Linked DNA regions of Homo sapiens: region 2 is linked to region 1. Evidence: read pairs that join two places in POLR2A ChIA-PET (ENCODE). Cell type or tissue: Panc1. All regions are shown on one strand. Links, peaks and the distances in the headings refer to the core of each region. The heading gives the core; the rest is flanking DNA.

Region 1 (9,533 bases), core at 1,026-9,025:
CAAGTGATTCTCCTGCCTCAGGCTCCCAAGTAGCTGGGACTACAGGCATGCACCACCATGCCTGGCTAATTTTTGTATTTTTAGTAGAGACGGGGTTTCACCATATTGGTCAGGCTGGTCTCAAACTCCTGACCTCAGGTAACACACCTGCCTCAGCCTCCCAAAGTGCTGGGATTACAGGCGTGAGCCACCGTACCTGGCCTTACACCTTAATTTAAATACCCTGTATATATATATAGCTTACTTTATATAATACCCTGTTTTTATATATATAAATAATATCCTATTTATATATATATACACACACATATAAGTATATTTGTGTGTGTGTGTGTATATACCTTACTTTAAAAATGATTTTTAAAAACTGCCTGCAATGGGCACTTGCTTTGTGTGGCACAGGCTGGAGCAGTGTGTGCAGCTGCTGAGATCACAGGCTTGGGATTAGCAGACTTGGATGGGATTATTGACTTTGAGAGATACCTGCTGTGTGACCTTGGGCAAGTGTATTAATTTCTCTGAGCCTCAGGATTTTCATCTTTAAAATGAAGTTAATAAGAACATCAAGCTCATAGGGCTGTTGGGAGCACCGATGCCACGACACATAGAAAGGGTTCTGCCTGGCAGGCTTGGGGCCAGGTAACCGTAGTGATCCATTCACTCCGCAAAGTGCATCAAGCCCTGCAGGGGGCTGGGTCTGGGCTCCAGGAATGTGGCTCTCCCAGGGCACTCGGGGAAGATGGATCAGAAAGATAAACATGCAAATAAACAAGCTGACTTTAAGTAGTGATGAGACATACAGGGAAATCTCACAGACCTACCTGGCCGGGGTGGGGGGTGGGTAGCACAGGCCTCTCCTAGGGGATGGCATTTAGGCAAAGACCCCAGTCATCAGTGGATGACTGGCCAAAGTATGCCCTAGGAGGGGGCAGCAAGAGCAGAGGCCCTGAAGGCAGGCACAGAGGCCACTGGAGTGGCCAGAACAGAGCAAGGAAGGGCTGAGGGGAGTTCCTGATCTCAGGGGCTACTGCGGATTTCGCTGGGGGGTCAAGTGGCCAAGAGGTTGTCTGTGCCTGGATCTTGGCCCTGGCCGGATGGCAGGTTTTACGCTTGGCTGAGTGAGGCAGGGGCCACTTCCTGGGCCTGGCTGACGCAGCTCCTAGTGGCAAATTATTCACAGCTGCATCAGATCAGGGAAATGGAAAAACCCCAAGAGTGCTAATAAACACTGTCATCATAACCCTCATTATTTATATCTCTAAATGGTCTGAGAGGTGTTAACTCGTGCAGTGGTTTGGATATGTCCCCCCATACGCTTGTGCTGGAAACTTAGGCCATGAGGGCAGAGCGAATGGATTAATGCCATTACCTTGGGAGTGGGTTCCTTATAAAAGGACGAGTTCAGCCTCCTCCTGCTTTCTCTCTCCTGCCTTCTCTTCTGACTTCCCCCATGGGGGGATGCAGCAAGAGGGCCCTTGCCAGACGCCAACCCTCAATCTTAGATTTTCCAGCCTCCAGAAGTGTGAGTCAATGCACTTCTGTTCTTTATAAATTATCCAGTCTGTGGTATTCTGTTATAGCAGCACAAAACAAATGTGGACAATTCCCTTTGAACAGGCCTCATTCCCAGTGATAGAGGCACTGTCTGGGGGTGTTCCTGCCTCCTGGGTCTTGGCTTGCCACTTCTAGGGGGTGAGCTTGGAGTATCAAAGCCTGTTTACACTGAGCCAAGACCCTCTCTTGCTTTGTAGGCAAACTACGATGATGATAGTGATGATGCTGGCAATGATGGTGATGGTATTGGTGGTGGTGATGGTTGTGATGATGATGGCTACCATGAGAATGGTGGTAGTGGTGGTGATGGTGATGATTGTGTTGAGGATGATGGTGGTAATGATGGTGGTGATGGTTGTAATGAGGGTGGTGGTGGTGGTATTGATGGTGGTGGTGATGGTTGAGATGATGGTGGTGGTGATGATGGTTGTGTTGAGGATGATGATGGGATTGGTGATGATGGTGATGGTTGAGATGATGGTGGTGGTGATGATGGTTGTGTTGAGGATGATGATGGGATTGGTGATGATGGTGATGGTTGAGATGATGGTGGTGGTGATGATGGTTGTGATGAGGGTGATGATGATGGGGTTGGTGATGGTGGTGATGGTTGAGATGATGATGGTTGTGGTGGTGGTGATGGTTGTCATGAGGATGGTGGTGGTGGTGATGATCATGGTGATGGTAATAGTTGAAATGATGAGGTTGGTGGTGGTAATGATGATGGTGGTAGTGATGGTGATAAGAGTTATGGTGATGATGACAATGACAATGATGTATGAAGGTCTTCCTCATGCCAGCCCTCCTCCCAACACATGGTAAAGAGCTCGAACTTTATCTAAAGAGCAACAGAGAACCGCAGAAATTTTAACTGCGTATGACATAATTTGATGTGTGTTCTTAGGAGATCTTGTGGCATGGAGAGGGACTGATGGAGACAGGAGACCAGGTAAGAGGTGATGGGCAGGAGGGGTGGCAAGGAGGCCACAGACTTGAGAAAAGTTTTGGAGCTAGGGCTCAGGACTCACTCTTAGGCCAGAGGTGGCAGACGAGGGAAAGAGGCCATTCTCGAGGTGAGGAGGACAGGTGGGGCAGGGAGAGCCAACTGGGGAAAAGCCGAAAAATTTCTGAGTTAGACAGGAAAACTCTGAGACACCTGCTGGGTGCCAGACGTGATAGTGGATCAGCAGCTGGACATGGAACTCTGGGTTTTGGGGGCAATTAGGCTTAGAGGTGAGAAATCCAGGGTCATCTGTGGAGGTGAGGTGGCATTTACCTAGACCAAGGCTGGTGCCCTCTGGGTGAGGCTGCTGGTGAAAGTGACCGTGGGCTGGAAGAGCAGGAGGGGGAGGGGGTGTTGGCACATTGCTTGTACCCTGGGGCTGCCAGCAGTGCCCAGGGAGCTTGAGGAGAGGCTATGACCTCTCCCTGGTGCCCCTCTGCCTGGGAGGTCAGTCCAGAGGCCAACACATGCTCAACGTCAGGAGGAAGCCCCTGGGTCCTGCCAACCCCACAGGCAGCCTGGGAGGCTGCACCCCGGGTGGTCCAGTGGATGAGGCAAGAGTGTGGGGGCGCCTCCTGCCCTGGGTTGGGACTGCGGTGGGGAAGGCCAGCTCGGTCTGGGAGCAGGCACAGCAGGCGGGAGCAGTGGCACCGCAGGGCAGGACTGTTCAGGAAGACGCCTGCCGGGTCACACCTCGAGGGCACCCGTCCCTGCCCTTCCTCTGGTTTCCCCCCTCAGAGCCTCAGCTTCCTAGCTCTGAAGGCAGCGGGACTGAACTGTGACCCAGAACCCCAGTAAGTAAGACACATATGAGCAGAACCACTGTGGTACACAACCCTGCCGGCCCCTTCCCCAGGCCCACAGACCCGCCCCAGGCACTGCAGGGCCAGTCTGGAATCCCTAAGGACCTGCACACCCAGTGTGAGGCCTTGGCGGGTCCTGAGGTGTCTGGAGCTGGAGGGAAGGTGCTGCGAAGGGAAAGGCACCCAGAGGGGGCTCCGGGGACAGAATGGGCTGCCTTGCAATTCACAGTGCCACCCACTCCATTGTCCGTCGGCTTGTCGCTCTGAACCAAGCAGCCCCTATGGGACCCTAGTGCGGCTCCACTGTGCCCTTGCTCATGCCTCGTTCCAGCTGAGATGCCCACGAGGGGCCGCCGCGCCTGCGGGACATGGGGTCCGGCCAAGTCAATGCTCCACCTGCCTCCAGAGGGTGAGACTTCCTGGGGATCCCGAGGCTGCTCCCATTTCATGGAGCCATGTTTTTCTTGTCTCTTCCGACGTCCCACATCACAACCCGTGTCCAGGCCCAGATGCCCCCGGCAGTGTGCGCACGTGCCCTGCTGAGGCTGGGGGCCGCTCCTCTCTCCGCGGCTTGGCATGGCTCTCCCGGGCTGACCACACCCTGGGCAGGGCCGGGCCCAGTGGTCGCCTGGCATGGCAGCTCACTCAGCCTGCAGCATGGTGCCCTGGCACAGCAGCTCAGCCTACAGCACGGTGCCCGCCACCCTCCATGGCCCCCTTGGCTGTGTCTTGTCTTGGTTCACGCAGCATTATCTTACAAGCTAAGGAATGAAAGGGTTGGAATTTCGCGGGGCTTGGTGGTGTGATGTGACTGTGATGATGAAGGAACATGCTCCTTGGCCACACGGAGGACACGGGAGAGCCACCTCTGGCCTGCGCCCACCCGCCCATCCTCGTGCAATGGCCCTGCTTGACTCAGCATTCGGAGGCCCGGGCCGCGTCGCTGCAGCCTCGTGCCAGTTCTTCCTCCACATCCCAGAGCATCACTGTGAACGGAAAAACCGAGCTCATCCCTGGGCCTTGGATTCACGTGTTTTTTTGCCGTCATTTGTGGGGAGGGAAAGCAAAGGCTGAGGTCTCTGTGTGCCTGAACCCGGAGCCCGTGCCTGGGCACACGCTCACCTGCCTGGTCCGGTCACTGCAGGCTCCGTCCAGGCCGACTCAGGTGACTCTCGGGAGCACAGGCTGCTGTTGTTCCCAGGACCCTGGCACTCCTTACAAAGACTTACTGAGTGGACAGCCTTGTTCCTCCCTCGAGTGGGGCGGACGTGCCCTTCCTCTCTGAGTAGACTAGGGGTTTGCTCTGTCCTTTTAAGCACCGAGTTCCGGCACAGTCTGCTCTTTCGGTAAAACTGGCAGAAGTGTGGTTGGATGGTCGTTTCCCTTTTTTGATGATGACATCTTTGGATAATAAAGAGCTTCTCCTAAAAATATCCAAATACAGAAGTACCTGGAAGCTGCTTAGGAGACAGGCTGGGCTCCTGGTCCTTCTGGGCCTCATCCTGGCTCTGAGGTGTGTCCATCAACACAGACAGATCAGGCCCCACAGCAGCCAGGGCCCTGGTCCCGCGTCCCTGCACGGGCCCCCGCGGGCACCACCTGGAGGCTGCAGGTGTCGCTGCCAGGGCCAGGGTGCACTGCACACTGGGTCCCAGGGGTCTCCACTAGAGGTGACACGCGGCCCTTCCAGCCACTTTCCATGGGCCCAAGCAGCCATGCGTGCCCCCCTACCCCTGGGGGAAGTCAAATCCTGCCCCTTGCTCTCAAGGAAGGGCAGGAATATAGGATCAATGTGGGAGGCTTTTGTCTTGGTTTGGGTCTGGTTTCATTTCAGGGGAAGCCACACTCCCTCTCATCTCCACAGTGGCTGGAGTCCTGCGACCTCAGGGCCGAGAGGAGACCCGGGCGGGATCATCACAGCTTCCCAGGTGCTCCTGCCAAGGTCAGCGGGGAGCGGGTGGCCTCCTGCAGCCCCTGCCCCTCTGGCGGGGATCCTGAGTCCTTGGCCTGTTGTGCTGCCTGCCCTGGAACGTTCTGTCCCTTGCAGATGCTGGTGGGGCGTGGCCAGACACACCCCTGATCTGCAGGTGGGAGGGGCCCCGACCACTGCTCCCCACAGCCCCGCCCCTGAGGCTGAGTGAAGTCATGCTCTGGGCGGTTGTGACTTCTGGTCCGGTAGAAACATTTCTGGTTGAGCTATCAGTGGCTGAAGGTCCTTCCTGCCCTGGAGAGGAAAATTTCAACCCTGGAAAATTACCAGGGCAGGCGGCCAGGGAAGTTTCTGCCCTGGGGCGGTGGTTTGAGAGTGAAGTTTCCTGGGCTGGTCTCAGCCTGCAGGGGAAGCACTGGCTCCCAGGAACTTTGACAAGCCCAACTCCCCTGGTTCTCTGGAGGCCAGGAAAGCTGTCCAAGGCTTTCCCGACGTGGGCAGGAACCAGTCATTGTCACAGGGAAGCATGGCCTTTGGGACAGGTGCAGGCTGTTAGCTGTGTGTTCAGAAGGCACGTAGACTCCTTCCAGCAAGCGTAGCCTCACCCACCTGACTCACGCCTTCATGGCGCCAGCTCCCCTCCCCCAGCCCCTTTAGGGAAACTTTTCAGAGCACCCGGAAGCCAGGCAAATACCAAGGGAGGGTTAAATACCCATTAAATCATTAAAGCAGAAAACACATCTCCTCCTTCGTCCCACCCCTCCTCTTCACGCACACCCCCTCTCTGTGGGTGGAGGGCACCTGACCCCCTCCGGGTCTCTCTGCCGCTGCTGGGACTCCCAGGCCTGTGCCACACGTGCCAGCACACACCTCAGGCTCCACGGGCCCTGGGAAGGCTCTGAAGTGCTCCAGAGGAGACACAATTAGGAAGCCATGCCCAGCTCCGCTCTGAGTGAACCACAGAAAACTTCACTGATGGAACCAAAACCACCCGGGCAGCCCTTTGGCTGTGGAGGACGGTGTGAACGTCCGCGGCCTCGGAGGCTGTGGAGGGAGGACGGTGTGTACGTCCGTGGCCTCGGAGGTCCCAGCTCAACCAGGTCAGGCTGCTCTTCCCGCCTGTTGGGACTGATGGGCCTGCCATAGGCCCTGGAGCCAAGGCCACCTCCGAGGCTGGGGAGCGTCACACGGCAGGCACTGTTGAGGCCGCCTCCCCTGGTGACCGAGTGGCGTCCCCGGGAGGTGACCGCCCAGGAGGCAGCACCAGCCTGCCTGGCACTTACATGGCCCCAACCCAACCAGTTGGGCCGTCGCAAGGGCCAGCACCCAGGCAGCACTGGGCCTCGGCTTGTTCACCTGTAAAGCGGGGGACACCAGGACTGTGAGGAGCAGGGGGACGACTCTATAGAGAGCCCAGAGCAGCGTGAGCCGTGGGCCAGGGCTGCCTCCGGGCCGGACTCCCACGGTGGCTTCTAAGTTAGAAACATGCAGGAGACCACGTCGTTTCCTGCTGGGAACCTCCCGAGGCTCCTGGGGCCTCAGAGTGAGACCTGCACTCCTTTTCTCGAAGGCCGGGTGAGTTTCGGGGGCTGCAGTAACAGCCCCAGCGAAGGGCCGACACAGCTCACAGGTCACCTTACAGTTCTGGAGGCAGAGGACTGAACTGGGGCACCAGGAGCCAGCAGGAATGAGCTCCTTCCGGAGGCTTTAAGGCAAAATCCATGTCCCTGTCTTTCCCACCTGCATTTCCTTGGCTCAAGCCCTTGCTTGCAGCCCTCAGACCTCTACGCCCCTCCTCTGCCTCGGACCTCTACGCCCCTCCTCTGCCTCGGACCTCTACGCCCCTCCTCTGCCTCGGACCTCTACTCCCCTCCTCTGCCTCGGACCTCTACTCCCCTCCTCTGCCTCCGACCCTCCTGCCTCCTTCCTAGATGGCCCTGGTGATTATACTGGGCTCACCCGGATAATTCAGGCTCCTCTCCCATTCTAAGGTTCTGAACTCCTTTGCCAAGTAAGGTGACAGTCACAGACTTGGGGGATTAGGACATGGTTGTCACGGGGGCTGCCATCCAACCTGCCTGGAGGGCATTCCTGCTCGGAGGACCTCCTCCCGTGCGTGGTCTCCCCTGATGCTGGCTTTTGCCCCCATGGTCTCTGCTTCCCAAAGCTTTCCCTCCGCCTCAGCCCCAGCTGTCCTCCCCACTCTCAGGGTCCTGGCCCCAGGTCCTTTCCCCAGAGGCCAGCCTGGCTGCCGGGACTGCTCCCATGAGCTCCTTGTCAATGCAGTGTCTGTTGGCCTGCAATCCACCCTTTCCCCATAGACTGAAGTGGCACCCAGGCAGGACAGCCCCCCTCATCCCCGAGGAGTGCCAGGGTTGGGGCACGTGTGCCAAGGAGCCCAGACCTGCCCAGAGCCAGACCGGCTCCTCTTCCTGCCCCTGGGTCACGGCTGCCCTGAGTTCTCCAGGCTGGGGTGAGCTCCGCGTCTCAGCCGTGCTCGGGAGCAGGGCACTCAAAGCTTTTGTCACAGTTTTCTGTCTGTGGATTCATTCTTTCATCTGGTTTCTTGGGCTTTGACTTCATCCTAGCACTGGGACGCGGTGCAGCCAGACAGGGTCCTTCCCGACGCCACAGATACCACGGGTGAGACAGCCACGGAGGCACAGCCACACAGGCGTGGTCGCAAGCCAGCATGGTGTGTGTTTGGGAGCATTTGGCTGTCACAGGCTCTGACCTCGGCAGGGCCAGGGGCTTCCTGGGAACATGACTCTGAGCCGGGATCTGAGGATTAGCAGGTCCTGCCCAGTCGAGGGAGGGCGGGGCATGGTGAGCGGCCGAGCAAGGGCCCCGTGGCAGGAAGGAGCTGGACACACACAGAAAAATGCCAGGGGGTAGTAGGAGGGCATCGGGGTGGGGAGGCGGACCGTGTGGGTGATGCCAGGCTGGCCGGCGGGGATCGGGGTGCGCAGGACCTGCCAGGCTGCGACCCCAGGGCAGCGGAGGCACGGGAGGGGTGGAGGGGGAGGCACGGGAGGGGTGGAGGGGGAGGCACGGGAGGGGTGGAGGGGGAGGCACGGGAGGGGTGGGGGAGGCACGGGAGGGGTGGAGGGGGAGGCACGGGAGGGGTGGGGGGAGGCATGGGAGGAGTGGAGGGGGAGGCACGGGAGGGGTGGGGGAGGCACGGGAGGGTAGGGGAGGCACAGGAGGGGTGAGGGAGGCACCGGAGGGGTGGGGGCACAGGGTCTGCCTCTTGCACTTGAGTGCTCTTCCCCCCACCCCCAGGCCTGGACGTGGGCGGTGACGGCTTTTGCATGGGTCCTCCGGGCAGCAGGCAGGGCTTGCACAGGGGTATGGGGCTTGGGAGGGGCATGGTGCTGCCATCTGTCCAGAAGAGGGGTCTAGGGCGAGCAGAGCCCCCCGCCCCCCGAGTGCTAACAGCCTCCTGGGGAGGAGACTCTGTGCCCACAAGGGCCTGGACGCCTGGGCTCAGTCAAGTCCGCCCCTCATGGTGGGGCTTCCCAGGCTCTTGTGCCCTCGGTGTGCAGTGCCCACCTGATCCTTCGCTCGCCCAACCTCAGAGCCCCTGCTTCTCCCACAGACACTGATAACACTCATCTCGTGGCTGTCAACCCAGAAGGGATGCCTGCAGGTGGGGGCCAGCAATGAGGCCTTCGAAACCCCAATGCCATGACTCTGTGGGGGATTTGGCACAGAGGGTTTTATTGTATTGTCTTAAAAATTTAAAACCAATACCCATTTCCATTATTAAAAACTTTCAAGTTTGTTTGAAACAATTTGGGTGACAATATACTTTTTTACTCTACATTTTATTAAATCTAAATACAATCAAGGATTTCTGATAAAAATTTAGTGTCTGATTGAGATGGTCTATAAGTGTAAAACAAACACTAGATTTTAAAGACTTAGTAGAAAAAAGGGAGAGTAAAATCACTCTTTAATAATTCTTTAGGCCAGGCATGGTGGGTCATGCCTGTGATTCCAGCACTCTGGGAGGCCAAGGCAGGTGGATCACCTGAGGTCAGGAGTTCGAAACCAGCCTGGCCAACATGGCGAAACCCCATCTCTACTAAAAATACAAAAATTAGCTGGGCATGGGGTGGCACACGCCTGCAATCCCAGCTACTCGGGAGGCTGAGGCAGGAGAATCACTTGAACCCGGGAGGCAGAGGTTGCAGTGAGCCGAGATTGCGCCACTGTGCCCCAGCGTGGGTGACAGAGCGAG
Region 2 (9,533 bases), core at 467-8,466, 54 kb before region 1:
CTCGAGCCTCCAGCTCAGCACAGAAAGAGACCACTGTGTGGCCCTGGACTGGCGAGGATGCTGGCCGTCCTCATGCTGTGTCCAGCTGTGTCCCCAGAGCTCTGCACAGGTGCAGCGGTTAACCCTCGCCATGCCCTATGATGGGGGTCCCTGTATGGGCCCCATTCACAGATGGGGACACTAAGTCGGGGGTGACATGATCCACACAAGTTCAGACGACTTGGAAGTGGCACAGCCAGGATTCGACCCCCACTTCAGGATGGGCTAGGAGCCCCCATTCACCGGGACACTGCATGACAACTGTGTGTGTGTGTGTGTGTGTGTGTGTGGTCACATGGTCACATGCACACACATGCTGCTATCTGATGGGATGATGCCTGGACTTTGGCAGGTGCCCCAGATTTCTGCAGACTCATGGAATGTCCCACTATCCCCCTGAGTGGAGAGCCTCAGTCCCCTCCGTGGTCTCCATGCTCATCTGTCCCCTCAGCGGTCACCACGCTCATCTGTCCCCTCTGTGGTCTCCACACTCATGTGTCCAAATGCATGGGCATTTGGGGAAAGTGCCATCTGCCATAGTCGACTCTGTGGCCCCGGCAATTCACAATTCTCCCTCATGCAAAATAAATTCACCTTCTGCCCTGGCTCCCCTATGGTCTCTTTCCATGGTGACATCAAACTCTGACTCAAGCCCAGAGTCTTGTCCCGCAAGCCAGGTCCAGGTGTGGACAAGGTGCTGCAGGCGTACGGCTCCCAGGTGCACCCCCTTCTCCATCTGAAGAGCTGTGAACTGAAGAGTTATCTGCCCCTGACAAGCTAACACCAGTAGTGGGACAGACAGACCACACCGTCGGCTCCCCTTTCAAAGAGCAGGGAGGGAGAGGCACGCAGCAGTCTCCCGGGCATGCGGTCCTGAAATCTGGGTGAGTGAAGTTACGGGGCCCGGCTGAGGGCTCAGTCCTAGCTCAGGGGATGGCTCTCCAGGGCCGCCCTGCTGTCTGAGCTCTCAGTTCCATCCTCTGGGTCAACCTCCCTTTTCCATAAAATTAGTTCATCCTTGTAGCTGAAAAGTTTTTGCAAACTACCAAACTCACCCAAGAAGCAACAGATAAAGTGAATAGTCCTGTATTTATTAAAGAAACGGATTTTTTTTTCAGTGAGACCTTCTGAAAAAGAAATCTCCGGGCCTAGATGTCTTCACTGGTGAATTCTAAGTAACATCAATTTATGCAATCTCTTCTAACAAATATACAAAGGGATGGGGGCACTGCAACTACCACACAACCTGGTGATTTTACCCAGAGAGATAAGCTCTTGTTCACACAAAGCCCGTACATGGATATTCGAGCACAGTCAATACAAGAACCTGCACAGAAGATAAAACATCACACGGATTAACACACACACACACGAGTGTGTACACACGGTTTAATACACACACGAGTGTGTACACACGGCTTAATAAACACGCGCACACATGAGTGTGTACACACAGCTTAACACACACACGAGTGTGTACACACGGCTTAATACACACACACGAGTGTGTACACAAGGCTTAATAAACACGCACACAAGTGACACGGCTTAATACACACGCACACGAGTGAGTATAAGCAGAACCACGGAATCAGAATAAGGTTGATGGGCTGGCTGTTTGTGATATCAAAGTACAGTTTTGTAGAATGTTACCATTGGGGGAGACTGGGCAAAGTGTGCAAGGGATCTCTTTGTATTGTTTATTTCTTACAGGTGCATAGAAGTCTAACATTATTTCAACTTAAAGAAAAGAAGGCCAGGAAGGGTGGCTCATGCCTGTAATCCCAGCACTTTGGGAGGCCAAGGGATCAGTTGAGCCCAGGAGTTACAGACCAGCCTGGGCAACAAAATTTACACAAATTATCTGGGCGTGGTGACTTGTGCCTATAGTCCCAGCTACTCAGGATGCTGAAATGGGAGGATCAGCTGAGCCCTGAGCCTGGGGAGGTTGAGCCTACAGTGAGGCGTGTTCATGCCACCGTGATCCAGCCCAGGTGACAGAGTGAGACCCTGTCTGGAAAAACACAAAGAGGATGAGACATTTCCCAAGTTATTTTATGAAGCCAGCATTACCCATATACCAGAACCAGATAAAGACAGTACAAGAAAATAAAACTAGAGACCAATATCTTTCATGAACGTAGACACAAAAACCCTTAACTCAACACCAGCAAATTGAATCCAGCAACATTTGAAAGCATAGCCCATGATCAAGTGTATCCCAGGGGGTGGGGGGCAGGCTTAACATTCTGAAAGCGACCAGCGCAATCTACCACATCAACACTGAAGATCTACTGTGGGATTGTGTCAACAGACTCAGAAACGGCCATCAAAGCTCAACACCCATTTATGGTTAAAAAAAAAAAAAAACCATCAGCAAACTAGAAATAGAAGGGGAACCTCTTTAACAGATAAAGGGCTTCTATTAAAAAAATACATGCAGCTAACGTCACACTTCACATTGAGAGGCATTGAGAGGTGGACTGTTTTCTCCTAAGGCGAGGAACAGGTAAAGGATGCCTTCTCTCACCGTTCCCATTTGACATTGTACTGGAGGTTCCAGCCAGTGCAATAAGGCAAGAAAAAGAAATGAAAGGAATATAGGTCGGAGAGGAAGAAGAAATTAAAACTCTCCCTCTTCACAGATGACATGGCTGTTTATGTAGAAATCCCATGGCATCTGCACAAAAGTGGGCCTAGCAGGTTTCATGACACAGGGTCAGCACACGGGACTCAACCGTCATCTCTATACACCAGCAGAGGGCACTGGGAAATGAAATTTCAAATACAGCAGCAGTTTCTACGAACGTTGAACTCGATCATTATAAAAACACTGTGGGTCCTATGGCTCTTCCTTGGGTTCACCCCATCAGCCCAAATCTCGATCTAGAAATCTTGTCAAGACGAGCTCTCCTCTCCTGGGGGATTCCTGGGGGTAGCCCTGGAACAACTCCCCAAAGATTCTTAGAAACTCTCTGTTTCGTGTAGAGGGTCTTTAAGGTATACCCTCAAGATCCACTGCAGACCTTTCCTTTATTCGAGAGAGTCTATGAATAATCACCTGAAACTTTTCTGACGTTTTAACAGAGGAGTTTTGAGCCACATCCTTGACTCCCTCCTTAGACTCTCTGCTGCTGCTGTGGCCTGGGCCTGACGTCCTTTCATTAATTTAAGAATCCTTTACCACCTGGAGAATCTTGGAATGAGAAACAGTGTTTTTGATTTTATTTTTTAAGCTATTGTGCAGTAAAACTGGCTTGTAAAAAGTGATTCCATAAACCAGGCATGGTGGCTCACATCTGTAATCCCAGCACTTTGGGAGGCCAATGCAGGAGGATCGCTTGAACTCAGGAGTTCGAAACGAGCCTGGGCAACATAGCAAGACACCCTATCTACAAAAAATACAAAAATTAGCTGGGCGTGGTGGTTATGTGCCTGTACTTCCAGCTACCTGGGAGGCTGAGGTGGGAGGATCACTTGAGACCAGGAGGTCAAGGCTGCAGTCAGCCATGATTGTACCACTGCACTCCAAGCTGGGTGGCTGAGGGAGAATGTGTATCAGAAAAAAAAAAAAGGAATTTGATGAGTTTTGACACATGTATGGATTTGTGGAACCACGTCCACCGTCAGGACACAGATAGCTTCATGACCCAGAACCACGTCCACCATCAGGACACAGATAGCTTCGTGACCCAGAGCAGCTCTGCCATGCTACTTTTTTGTTGTTTGTTTGTCTGAGACAGAGTCTTGCTCTGTCGCCCAGGCTGGAGTGCAGTGGTGTGATTTCGGCTTGCTGCAGCCTTTGCCTCCCAGCTTCAAGCGATTCTCCTGCCTCAGCCTCTGCAGTAGCTGGGATTACAGGCATGCTAATTTTTGTATTTTCAGTAGAGATGGGGTTTCATCATGTTGGCCAGGCTGGTCTCGAACTCCTGACCTCAAGTGATCTGCCTGCCTCGGCCTCCCAAAGTGCTGGCATTATAGGCGCGAGCCACCTTGCCCAGCCCCATGCTACTTTTAAAAGCCACAGTTTCCTCTCCACCCCAGCCCCTGGCAACGGCTTGTCTCCTCTCCATCCCTGCAGCTTTGCCTTTTGGAAGCTGTTGTGTAAGTGAAACCACACACTACTAACCTCTGGGGTCTGGTTCTTTTGCTCAGCGTGGTGCCTCCCAGGTTCGTCCCTGTTGCATATTAACAGTGCCCCCCTCTCACGGCTGAGTCTATCGTGTGGCTGTACGACTATTTATCCTTTCACTTCCTAGAGGACATTTGGGTGGTTTCCAATTTTGTTGATGATTGTGAAAATTCGCTTGAACCCGGGAGTAAGAGGCTGCAGTGAGCTGAGATTGCACCACTGCACTCTAGCCTGGGTGACAGAGCAACACCCGGTCTCAAAAAAAAAAAAAAAAAGAATAGCGCTGTAAGAAACATTTGTGTACAAGATTTTGTGTGAACATAATTTTGCCTTTCTCTAGGAGTGGAATTTCTGTGTTATAAGAAGGTTCAGGTCTAACTTTATAGTAAACTGTCGAGCTGGGTTCCCGAGCGGCCGTATTGCTCTCCACGTCTACCGGCGACGGGTGAGTGTTCCAGCCACCAGAGTCCTCATCAGCACTTGGCATTGTCAACAGCTTTCTTTTAAATTCTGTTAAGTCCTGACTTCTTTAATTTTATCTAAATTTTGCTTGAAAACTGAAGTTAAACAAAACCCTCTCTTCTCCTTCTTATGCACAGCTGCAATAAAGCCTGCTGGCGTTTCTGCCTGGAGTCGCCGCTCGCCCAGGGCATCTGCACGTTTTCTGCCTCTGTGTCCCTGCAGGCCACAGCGCTGCATAACCTACTGTTCCTGTCTTCTGAGGTTTTCCCTTCCTCCAGCTTCCATCAACCTTTGCCTCACTTTCTTTCAAGCCTTTACTGACAGCAGAGGCCCTCAGGCTGAAAACAGCATCCTTACTTCTTTCCTTCCCAAATCTGCAGGTGTGGCTAGGTGGGAAGGGCTGATTCCCTCCCCTAAGGGGAAGTGGGGACAGAGAGCCCAGCTGGGGACTGGAGCACCCAAGACGGCACCCCCATCACGGCGGACTCGGCCTGGCTGACAGCTGGTGCCAGAGCGGGGGCTCCCATGACCTGGGCTTGCTCACAGCGTGGCGCTGGGTTCCCAAGTTGAGCGTTCCCAGAAGGCACTGCCAGTAGAAGCTGTGTCACCTCTGCCACGAGGCACTCCCAATCGCCTGCCAGGCTCAAAAAGAGGGTGCACAGACCCCACCTCCAGCAGAGGAAATGGGACATATTGTGGCCGTTGTTGGAAAATATCTGCCTCAGTGGGGTTGGAGTGCAGGTCTCTACGCCCCCTTCCTGCCTCCTGCCATCCTCTGCTCAGTGGGGTTGGAGTGTAGGTCTCAAGCCCCCTTTCTGCCTCCTGCCACCCTAAGGAAGTGAGCAGGGAGGGAGATTGTGGTACATCTGAACATGGGGCCCACACATGCTCTCCTGGCAGAGTTGCAGTTATGGAACAGACACCAGAAAGTTATGGAACAGACACAGATCCCCCAACAGATCTCCATGGTCTACAGGAGTGAAAGCACAGGGCAGGCAGTCAGCGATGAATGCATGGATGGATGTATTTAATAATAGCTTTACTGAGATATAAGTCACATCCCCAAATATTCACCCTTTAAAGTGTACAATTCGGTTTTTTAAGCATGTTCACAGAGTTGTGCAACCATCACCGTTATCTAACTCCAGAACATTTCATCACTGCACCAAAACGCCCTGCACCCATGACAGTCGCTCCCGCCTCACCTTCCCCCAGCCCCTGGCACCACTAGTCCATTTTCTGTCTCTACAGATTTGTCCATTCTGGACATTTCTTACAAAAGAATCACAAAACACGTGGCCTTTTGTGTCTGGCTTCTTTCACTGAGCATGTTTCAAGGTCCATGCGCACCTGCACACCATAGCGCAGGGCTTCATTCTTTCTGATTGACGGCCAAGCAAGACCCACTGTGTGGACAGCCCACGCTGATTTACCTACTCATCAGCCAGTTGACATTCGGGCTGGTGCACTTTTTGACTGTTATGAGCAACATTGCCGTGAACATTTGTATGCATGTCTTTATGTGGACATATGTCTTCATTTCTCTTGGGTAGATACTAGGTGTGGAATTGCTGGGTCATCTGCTAATTCCATGGTTAACTTTTTGATGAACCGCAAAACTGTTTTCCAAAGCGGCTGTGCCATTTTACCGTTTTACATTCCCACCCATAGTGTGTGAGGATTCCAAGTTCTCCACGACGTGTCGTTTTCTGGTTTTGTTTGTTTGTTGCTTTTGTTTTTGATACGGTCAGCGCTGTGGCTTTGGTTTGCACTTCCCTGAGTGGGAAAATCTTGAGCATCTTCTCCTGGGCTCGTTGGCCTTTTCTATGTCTTTTGTGATGAAATAAAAGTCAAATCCTTTGCCCATTTTTAAATTGGATCATCCTTTCATTGTTGGGTTGTAGGAATTCTTCTTATTATTATTTTGAGAAAGAGTCTCACTCTGCCACCCAGGCCAGAGTGCAGTGGCACATTCATGGCTCACGACAGCCTTGACCTCCCAGGCTTAGGCGATCCTCCCACCTCAGCCTCCCAAGTAGCTGGGACTACAGGCGCACGCCACCATGCCCGGCTAATGTTTTGTATTTTTTTTTTACAGAGACAGGGTTTCGCTACGTTGCCCAGTTTGGTCTCAAGCTCCTGGGCTCAAGCGATCTGCTTGCCTCAGCCTCCCAAAGTGCTGGGATTATAGGCGTGCGCTGGCGAGCCGGCCGAATTCAGTGATAATTTTTAAATGCACAGAAGAATAAGAGGAACTGGTCCAACAACCAGAAAATTTGACGTTTCCAGCTGCTCCTGGCGTCTGACTCTTGAAGAACATTTAGTGCACAGCACACAGGAGGCCCCCGCAGCCCTCATCCCAGCAGCCGTGGAAAATCTCTCGAGGGAAAACCAAGTGGGCTTGGAGGACTCCTGCCTGCCTCTCCCTCTCCCAGGATGCATGTCTTTCTCCTCCCCACAGGCAGCCGGGCCCTGTGGCCGGCACCTTCCTGGCTAATCCCAGGGGCTCCTCCCAGGACGTGGGAGGACAGGGGCTGGCTGTGGGAGGCATCCAGGACCCAGGCCAGCATGCAGCCGAGGGCGTATCCAGGGCCCATGTGCCCACCAGGCTGGGTGCGCCCGTGATCCCGGAGAAGCGGGGGGCCTGTGTGGGCATCTGCAGATGCCTTCTGGCCTCTGTGGCAGGGCCAGGAGCCACACGCTCCCTGCACTGAGTCACACAGAGGCTGGGTCATCAGGCCTGGGGGGCTGGGGCCGGGACCAGGCTGCAACCAGACTGCTTCCTCTCTGCCCCTGTGTCCCAACTGTCCCTGTCAGCCATCTGCTCCTGTCTCCTCCCTGGGCCTGAGTCAGAGCCAGGCGGATTGTCAATGGGGAAGGCAAGGGGAGCTTAGATCGAGGCGAGGGCAGCAGAGCTCAAGAGCTGCAGAGACCCCGCAGCTCTTGGGAGCTGCCTGAGGGGTGGCAGAGCCCGCGTGGGTGGCCGGCAGCCCGGGCTGCCCACTGGAGGGGCCCTCCTGGACCTGGGAAGGGAATCTGGGCTTGGTGGCCTCATCCATCACGCACCACGAAGTCTCACTGCCGGCAGGGAGATGGATGCCTTGCAATGCCGATGAGCAGCCCAGCATACACCCAGTCGCTTTGGGGGCCGCTCCCTGGAATACCTGCCCTCCATCCTGGGCGGGAGCCTCCACTGTGTGCCCTGTGCGAACATGCTGGTCCTCTTCCTTCCCTCTCTCTGTCCTCTCTGCAGCTCGGGGCGTTTCTCTTCCTTCCTGGCATCCAGGGTGGGGGCAGGGCATGGAGCGGGACAGTCCTTGGAGCCCCCAGACCGGAGTCGAAACTCTACAGCCTCCGTCAGCTCGGCGGCCATCACAGAACCATAGCTTGGCGGCTCAAACAACGGACGTGCCTTACCCACATTCTGGAGTCCCGAAGCCCACGAGCAAGGCTGGGCTCCCAGGGAGGGTCCTTTCCTTGGTCTGCAGACGGCTGTCTTCTAGTCGTGTCAGCACATAGAGGAGAGAGGAGCTTGGTCTCTTCCTCTGTTACAGGGCTACGAATCCCATCGGGGGGCCACCCTCACCCCCTCATCTCACCCTAGTCACCTCCCTGAGGTCCCAGCTCTTAACACCATCACACTGGGTGCTGGGGCTTCGACCTACGAACTGGGGGATGCTGTCAGTCCACAGCCCCTGCCTCTGCCCATTTGTCACTGTGAGACATCGGGGAACACACAGGGCCGCTCAGACCCTTGGAATCGTCATCTGTGAGTCAGAGACCATCTTGACCACTGGCAGCAGAGAGGGTGCACCACCCTTGGTGGCCAGACCGCGTGTGCCGCCTCCCTCTCATCCCTTCTCCACCCAGTGTCCCTGGGCTCTTCCCCCCTTTCCCTGATGTGAGGACGCAGCCTCTTCCACCTGCTCAGTCCTGAGGTCCCCGGGTTCCATTTGGATCTGCCCAGCCTTCCCGGATGAGCTCCCCTGACCAATCTCAGCTCAGCCCGCAGGCTGACAGCTCCCATGAGTCTCCCCGAGGGCCCCATGGACACCTCCACACGGATGCTCAGTGCCACACGCCTCTGACAGGTGCGGCCAGCTGTGCCCCAACACCCACACTCCGGTACCAGAACACCTCCTTCAGCTGGGAGCACGGCTGGTTCCTGCCTCGCCCACCACTCACTGGGACCACGGGACGTAGCTCTGAGCAGAGGGCTTGAGGGCAGGCATCCGCCGAAATGGTCTCGTGGGACTCTAGGAGGAGATGGCTGGCACCTTCCACCCTGATTCCCTCCTGCCCCAGCCCAGTGGCCAAGTGCCAGCCACTGCCATAGACGAGCCTGGGGGGTGAGGTCCATGCCCATGGAGAACAGGTGAGCGGCAAAGGACTGGCCCTTGTTTTGTGCTGTTGCCCAGTGTGTTGGTTAGCTATGGCTGCAGAACAAACTGCCCCAGAATTTAGTGACTTTTCGCAGCACACGTTGACTATGTCAAAGCCTTTGTGGGTCCAGAATTCAGGCACCACGGAGCTGGGTCTCTGATGTGTCTGCAGTCCAGGTGCTACAGGGTGTCGTCCCCTCTTGGTTGGCTCACGTGGCCCTTGGCAGGATTCCAGTCCTTGAAGGCCAGGGCTGAGCATCCGGTTTCTTGCCGACCGTAGGCAGAGGCCAGTTCCTGGCCATGCGGGGTTCCCGCCAGGGCAGCCCTTGAGAAGAGTGGCGAGAAGGTGGGCTGGGCAGTGTCGTGGTCTCTTATAACCTGGTCAGAAGGTGGGCTGGGCAGTGTCGTGGTCTCTAATAACCCGGTCAGGGATGTGGCATCTGCCCTGTGCTAAGTCCTGCTTGTTGGAAGTGTGTCCCAGTGACACCCGGAGGAGGCAGGTCACTGGAAGCCGGCAC

Evidence for each region. Peaks named below come from ENCODE experiments on the same cell type or tissue, not always from the same donor. Only the 100,000 strongest peaks of a DNase experiment are listed, where the experiment ranks them.
Region 2: POLR2A ChIA-PET joins it to region 1 with 14 read pairs; 4 of 35 experiments call an interaction of 5 or more read pairs at or near these places.

Annotation. Positions count from the first base shown.
Region 1 is chr20:62,620,009-62,629,541 of GRCh38, reverse strand. No RefSeq gene overlaps it. Among named protein-coding and RNA genes, the nearest start is that of SLCO4A1, 18 kb to the left of the region's middle. RefSeq lists enhancers at 4,703-4,752, 5,013-5,372 and a silencer at 4,883-4,972. In Panc1, for the core only: a CTCF peak has its summit at 4,979 (motif pointing left); a DNase peak (open chromatin) is centred at 5,541; H3K4me3 peaks cover 1,325 bases; H3K27ac peaks cover 7,524 bases.
Region 2 is chr20:62,673,446-62,682,978 of GRCh38, reverse strand. It overlaps a transcript of SLCO4A1 not described here. Among named protein-coding and RNA genes, the nearest start is that of SLCO4A1-AS1, 12 kb to the right of the region's middle. In Panc1, for the core only: no CTCF peak of the experiment used is centred there; no DNase peak of the experiment used is centred there; H3K27ac peaks cover 425 bases.